Regions from separate parts of the Mus musculus genome. Here regions 1 and 3 are each linked to region 2. A link is a loop called in an ENCODE intact Hi-C map of the cell type or tissue named here. Cell type or tissue: heart. All regions are shown on one strand.

The links. Hi-C counts contacts between places; a loop is a spot of excess contacts. Peaks named below come from ENCODE experiments on the same cell type or tissue, not always from the same donor. Only the 100,000 strongest peaks of a DNase experiment are listed, where the experiment ranks them.
Region 1: it touches region 2 in a loop (6-fold over the local background); 2 of 42 quality-filtered maps call a loop at or near these places.
Region 3: it touches region 2 in a loop (6-fold over the local background); 2 of 42 quality-filtered maps call a loop at or near these places.

The regions. Positions count from the first base shown.
Region 1 is chr17:67,511,353-67,513,852 of GRCm38, forward strand. No RefSeq gene overlaps it. Among named protein-coding and RNA genes, the nearest start is that of Gm36201, 120 kb to the right of the region's middle. In heart, no CTCF peak of the experiment used is centred here; DNase peaks (open chromatin) are centred at 869, 1,499 and 1,979; H3K27ac peaks cover 1,406 bases.
Region 2 is chr17:67,584,294-67,586,793 of GRCm38, forward strand. All of the region lies in intron 2 of Gm36201 (predicted gene, 36201), which reads right to left. Among named protein-coding and RNA genes, the nearest start is that of Gm36201, 44 kb to the right of the region's middle. In heart, a CTCF peak has its summit at 1,066 (motif pointing left); a DNase peak (open chromatin) is centred at 1,088.
Region 3 is chr17:67,519,645-67,522,144 of GRCm38, forward strand. No RefSeq gene overlaps it. Among named protein-coding and RNA genes, the nearest start is that of Gm36201, 110 kb to the right of the region's middle. In heart, no CTCF peak of the experiment used is centred here; a DNase peak (open chromatin) is centred at 1,417.

The sequences.
Region 1 (2,500 bases), 73 kb before region 2:
TGGATCCAAGCAGCCCTTTGACCTGCTTGATCAATAACATAAACAAGGCACAGTCTACAGATTTGAGTTCAATAGAACTATGCTGTCCATGAGAGATCATGTGAAGCCGTTGTAACCTTTAAGACCTGGCATGGTTTGTGAGGTAAAGTCAAACCCAGACAGATCCACTGTGGTCATCTTCTGTCTTGCCCATTTCTTATCTGTCTCGGCCATGGGGGAATCCAGCAGGAGTCTTCCCACTTTCAAATGTAATCACTGTTGTTGGTGGAGGCCATGATCCTTTCTCACCCAGCTGGCTCCCATCACCAGTGCGCATGAAGGGTAAGCACATATGCACCTGGTTTCTGCTGAGCAAACACCCCCACCCCTGACAAAGAAGAAAGACCACTTGAGCCTTCCTAGAAGGCATCTGAGCCCCAGCTCCCCAAAAGGTGTGAAATTTATACCTAAGAATGTTCAAAAATATATTTCACTTAAATGACTTGAATTACTTCACATAAGAGGAGATACACAGTGGTGGCTTCACTTCCGGATGTCTAAGGGGCACAGTGGCCACAGCATGAAGGGACCTTGGTGGGAAACCCCAGGTGTCTGCCTGTTATTGTCACCCAAGGACCCAGTATGAGCCATCAGGAGACAGCATCCATCTCTCAGCCCCCGTGCCTCTCTGGTCTCACCAGCTCCTGCTCTGACTCCCCACAACCGCCGAATTTGATGCTGTCTTCATCTCTGGTCTGTCCTTTTTTAACCATTTGCTGGTTTGATTTGTCTTTTCCTCTCTCCTGTGTCTGAGGACGCAGGCAGGCTCTGTTAGCCCCTTTCCCTTCTTAGTAGGAGTCAGAGGAACCAGGCCTAGGGAGTGTCCTTTAGCCACTTCCTTTTGATCAGGGAGAAAAGGTGTGGTTTGACTCCCCACTTTTGGTCTCCAAGCCCTTGCTGCCAAATCTGCCTAGACACTTACGTTGTTCAATGTGTTTTTCTCTCTCCAGCATCAGCAGGCTGCTCGTGTGCCTGACTAACTGATTTTTTCCATACTTGGATAGTGATAGTGATGGGGTCCCACCATAAATGGATTCTGTCCTTCTTTTCTCCATATACCATTTGTTCTTTGCTCCTCAGTGTTTCAGAAATCCCTGTAAACACACACAGACACACAGACACACAGACACACACACACACACACACACACACACAAATAACTCCACACTTCTTGTAATTTTTGACATTTTCCAAACAGCAATTGCTTCATACACCATTTAGCTAGGTTCTACCCTAATGGGGGCAGGATCACATCATAACCGGTTTTAGTAACTCAACAAAACATTTGAGTTCAAGCCCCGCCGTTTACCAAGACCCTAATGCATTGTTCCAAACAATGAAATAGCATTCCTATCAGACAAGGCCATCTTTTTCCTGCCAGGGTCCAGTGGACCCTACTTCAGGAGGAGACACATATAAACCGGAAGCCCCGCCTCTTCCTCTTCCTCCACCTGGTCCATTTGCCAGGACACCTCCGGAAAAGCTGCTCTCCCCTCGGCTGCACTCAGCACAGACCTGCCTGGTAACTTAAGGGCTGGCCTCTGCTCACTCAGAGCCTGTCCCCAGCTCCCCTGGGCTGTTTATCTCATTCCTCTTCCTGAGACACAACAGAGTCAGTCCAGGCTCAAAACACTATCAGAACAGGACTTTTTTCCCCTGCAGATACGCATAGGAACAACTTTGGGATATAAAGACTTAAAACAATGAACATTGTTTGAGATAGAATAGGGCTAAGTCCTGTACAAACAGCTGGATGAAATATATCTCTATCTGCCACTGTCTCTGATTTAAACAATACATAAGATGTTTGTGTAAAACTTGGCATAGCTAGACATGCCTGTCATGAATTGGACCCAGCCCCTCCTGGCAGCAGCTGGGAGAAAGTGACATCTTTCCCTAAGGCTCACTTCTTGCTCTTCTGCATGCACTCCCTCCCAGGACAGCATCAGATGGGTTTTCTGACATCTGCTACTGCATCCTGCTCATGTAGCCTGGCAACAGTGACCAGGTACCCTTGCTGGAACACGCTGCTTCTCCCCAGGCAGGAGACACTGGGTCCACTTGCTCAGTTTTTCCTCATCTGTGCCTCAGGAACAGCCTACCTAGAGTAAGTCCTTAGTGTGACCTTCCCATGTCAGCTCTTGGGTGGCTGAGAGTCCATGAGAAAGCTGCAGATGAGACACAGTGGGCCTCAGGACAGTGACCTTGGCAGGGCATGGTCTTGGTTGAGGGGCTAAGTCTGGAGTTAGGGAGATATGGGTCTCTGAGGGCCCCAGCACATTCAGGCATCCTCTAATTTCGTCTTCTCTGTACTTAAAGCTCTTGTTTTTCTTTAATGTTTCCTTGCCTCTTGCAGAGAAAAGGAAAAACTAGACCAGGTCACATGTAAGCATGTGTTCACCTGTGGTCCACCTCTCTATCTGGGGTGTGCTTCTCTAGAGAAGGATTCTTGATTGCATTT
Region 2 (2,500 bases):
ATGAGTGCATTATCATGTGTGTCTGTTTATACTCATGTGTGTGTGTGTGTGTATGTGTGTGTTCATGTACACATGAACCTGTCATCACGCATGTAGGAGTCAGAAGTCAACCTCCAGGGTCATTCCTTGGGTGCTGTCCTCCCTGTCTTGGGAGACAGTCTCTCCATTGGCCTGAAGCTCACTGATTCCCCTAAATTGTCTGTTTGTGAGCACCTGAGATATGTCTATTTCTATTTCTCTAGCTTTGGGATTACTAAATCGAGCTGCCATGATTGGCTTTTTAAAGTGTTCTGGAGACCAGTCTCCAGTTTTTATACTGACACAGCAAGCACTTGTCTGCCTGAACCACGCCCTCTCCTTCGGTTACAGTCTAGATCTCCTTCTCTCCGTCCAGATGGAGGGAAGAGAGCCTACTGACCAGCTGCTCTCACACCAAGAACTCAGTGATGCGTGGGGAGTGCCAGTGGCTCTGGAGATTTGTTAGATGATCCAACGAATAAAGGAATGAGTGAGTGTACCATTGCCCCCAAACCCTCTGCTGGTGTTCTGTGTGTGTTCAGCAGGCAGGAAGCGAGGTGCTCTCTCCTTGTGAAGGGGAAGTAAGCCCCAAGCTTGCAGCCTGGTCACCTAGATGTCCACCTAATGTTCTGGGACAGGACATTTTTATGTTCTCTTACTTAATCCCACTTGCCTCGGGCAGGGTAACAAGTAGTTTCTGCATCTTAGGATGAGCCTGCTATAGGCTGGCATGCCCTTATGTTTGAAGAAACCACTGGGAGCCATTAGGAGGGGCAGCATCTCTGCAGGTGAACACAGAATTTCTGTTGTTTCTGCCCAGCTTATACCCTGACTCCCTCAGAACCCTGCTCTAGGAAAGAAAGTAACCATGGGAGAAGTCTGGCTTCCTATTACCCAGTTGGAGTCACACAGTAGGAAGCAAATGAACATGGTTAAAGAAAATGGAGTACATTTCTGCCTTGGCGGAGAAAAATATATATAAATTTTTAAATGCACTCGATATTGTCTCTTGGTGGTGGTGGCTTTAGGAGTGGGACTCCTGAAGTTAGAGCGCCACCTGCTGTCCGGTTATAGAATGGTTTTGAATAGATGCCTAGAGAGCTACAGTTTTGGACACAAAGGTCTGTGTTACTGAGACAGAAAAGCACACGTATGTGACTGCCTGAATCATGTGGCTGATTCTAAAGCAGGGGGATTTCCACAAGTCTGAAAAGACTCTGGGAGAGGCATGGCCCTGTGCAGCCAGAGGCTGCATGGAGAAGCAGATCTGAAGGGTGCCCACACTTTCTAGAAAGACTTGGTGACTGAAACTGGAACTAAACGGGTAATAGGCAGAAATAAGCAATTATGTCTGCACATTGGATACAACCTTTTCCATGGAATCACTGAATTCTGTGCTTAATGGGTGACCTAAGGGGAGCTTTGCCCATGGGTAAAGTCATTCTCTTATATATGCTATTTTAGGGTGTTGGAGAGAATATAAAGGCTGTGGAATTACAAAGTATTGGTAAAGGTGATGTGAACATCATTGGTTTTCCCCCTCCCTGAGCAGAGGTGGACACCTTTCTCTACCATCCCTAACTAGAAACGAAACTCTCCTAGGCAAAAATGAAGCACAAGATTAACATAGAAATATCTAGAAAAGGGAAGCAGGGTTGAGAGAAGAGCTCTGTCGAGAAAGGACCTTAGTTCTGGTCCCACGTAAAGAGCCAATATGCTCATGTGGACTTATCTCAGAATTGGGAGGCAGAGAGAGGAAATTCCCTGGGCTCCTTAGCCAGCCAGCCTAGCCTCCATGGCAAGTTATTAGTTCAGTGAGAAGCATGCCTCAAACAAACAAACAAACAAACAAATAAACAAAGGTGGGTGTCTTAGTCAAGGTTTCTATTCCTGCACAAACATCATGACCAAGAAGCAAGTTGGGGAGGAAATGGTTTATTTGGCTTAAACTTCCATACTGCTGTTCATTACCAAAGGAAGTCAGGACTGGAACTCAAGCAGGTCAGGAAGCAGGAGCTGTTGCAGAGGCCATGGAGGGATGTTCCTCACTGGCTTGCCTCCCCTGGCTTGCTCAGCCTGCTTTCTTATAGAACCCAAGACTACCAGCCCAGGGATAGCACCACCCACAAGGGGCCTTTCCCCCTTGATCACTAATTGAGAAAATGCCTGACAGTTGTATCTCATGGAGGCATTTCCTCAACTGAAGCTCCTTTCTCTGTGATAACTCCAGCTGTGTCAAGTTGACACAAAACTAGCCAATACAGTGGGGATATGGAATGATATATCGCTCGGCAGTTAGAACATTAGTCACCCTTTGAGAGTGCCCAGGTTTGATTCCCAGCCCTTGCCTCACAACTCACAACCATCTGTAACTCCAACCAGAGGATCCAATGCCCTCTTCTGGCATCCACTGGCACCAGGCACAAACGTGATACAGACCAAACACCCATACACACGAAATAGTAATAACAGTGGTGCTAAT
Region 3 (2,500 bases), 65 kb before region 2:
AGACACATACCCAGACATCGACATACACAGACACACACATATATATACAGACATACATACACACATACATACATACATACACACAGATACGCACTCACACAGATACACACACACACACACACACACACACACACACACCACTGCCCAAAGCTAGCTTCTAAGATACAGCTTAAGAATCTGGAAGTGAGAACCTGCCAGGTACCAGAAAGTTGAAAAAGCTTGGTGAAAACTCATGTCTCCCATCCCTGTGGAAACAGAGTAAAGTGGCTCACAGAAGCCTCTCAACACCAATTTTCAGTTGTTACCCACACTGATTTCCATTTTATGTGGATCACCCCCCCCCCAAAACCCCACCTTAAGCATGCCCTGGGCTTCACTTTTCATCTACCCAGGGCCCTGTCTTCCTCCATGGACCACTTCCTCTATCCTCCCATGACTTCCGGTAGGATTGCCCTTCCCGAAGTCAGCATAAAATAACGCAAGGGCTTTTTCTGTTTTAAAGCTCGGTGTGTGTCAGTTTCAATAGCATAATCCACTAAGAGGAGACAGACTGGAAGCGTCCCTTTCCCTTTCCCTTTCCACAAAGGAGGAAGTCTGTTCTTGGGGAAAGAAGGATGAGAACGGTGGTGAAGGTGGTGAAGAGGAGCAAGCTAAGAAAGCCTCGAACAGCTCCGCACAGAGGCAGAGGCTCCGCATCAGGATTGGCTGTGGAAGAGCTCATCCAACCTACCCTTGCCCACCAATTCCAGAGGCCAGAGACATCCCAGATGAAGCCACACTGTCCTATTGTAGAGCTGGTTTGAGTTGTGTTTCCTTCATGTATTAATGGGAAGAGTGAGGAATCTGTCCCAAACCTACAGAATTGTAGATAAAGAACATGCTGCACCCAGAGAGTGGGCAAGACGGAGCTTAGCTGTTAGCAGAGAGAGCAGCTAAGGGACAGGAGACAACACGAGAAAACAGGCTGGGTCAGTCTCGGTGTGGAGGAACCAGGGTTGAAGCAGGGTCTGAGGTTCTCTATGGAGCCTGAAACTGTTCAGGGATCAGGAGCTGAAGGGCTCACCTGGAAAATGGTTCACAGGTAAACGAAGGGGCCCAGTGTAGGAACAGCTGCTTCCTGTGCCATTTCTTGTCAGATGTGTAATATGGGATATGACTTTTTCTGTGGACGATGCACCTCCACAATGCATTAATCTTAATTTGGTTTTCATTCTGATTTTTATAGTTCATTTAAAAAAAAAAAAAAACCACCCAGGAAGCTCTGCTTTGAAGACAGGTTGTAATCTCCATATTGTCTAGCCTCTCAGAGATGCTCCGATAGGCGGGAGCCAAGACGTGCCCACGTGTGAATAAGACTCCTAGGAAGAACAATCAGGGGAAGAGAGGAAATGAGAAAAAGGACCGTGTGTTTGCTATCAGCTCTGCTCCGGTGCAGCTTCCTGAACACGCAGGAAGTTTCATCCTGTAAATTCCTGGAAAGAGGTCCACTTTATAAACAGAGACTCGGGCAGAGACAGTGAGCAGATGGCTACACTTACTCCAGCCTGCTGGAAAGCTGGGGTAGAGCTATCTGTCTGATTCCTATGCCTATGTGGTTTTCATAGCACAATGTTGCTGGCCCCAATTGACAGGCTCCCTCTCAGCCCCCATGTGTGAGAGCCTGAAGTTCTATGTTCTAAACTTAAATGCTAAAGGCTTGAATTTGTGTTCAAAAGCAAAACTCACATTTTGAATGAGAAAAAAAAAAGTCTAGATGTCAGGCAAGCCTGTGTTCCTGGTGACAGATTCATTATTTCATAACTCTATGGCTGGTGAGACCAAGTCGTGAGGCCAAGGGCCAGACCTACTGCTGCCGGAGCAGGGCACAGCAAGAACTCCTGTGGAACAGCAGCCCCGCCGGAGGGAAGCACTGGGCCGAATACAAATGGGATGAAGGGTGATTCAGAGTGAAGAGGGCACCAGAGCCTATTAAGAAGTAACCTAACAGCCTGGAAGCAAGCAACACAAAGGGAACAATATTTTGCACGTTTGGTATTTCAGAAGCTATTTATTCTCTTAAAAGTTTGCATCATAACAGAAGTGGATGACACCTGAGAAAAACTGAACACACCGGGGCATCATTCAGGAAAGGGGATGCAGGAGATGCATTAAGTAAGAGGTCACATGACCTCTATATGAATACTATATGGTAATGACCTAGACCCGTAAGAGGCCAGATGCATCATGGGAAGGTCTGTCAGGCTGAACAAAGGATATGTATTTTACCATTTATGTATATTTCCATAAAAGCATGTAAGTAGTTTAGTCCTCTGTATTTGTAAGATGTCTAGGCAAATGCAACATGAGCATAAAATCATGCCTGAGATCGGTGAGTACCAGACCTGGGGCTGTGGTTAACTCCAGTTGGTCAGAGAACCTGATATTGGGTGGGCGTGGTTTTCACTGATTGTGTTGTTCATTGTTTAAATGAGGAAGAGACAAGTACGTGTTTACCAAATTA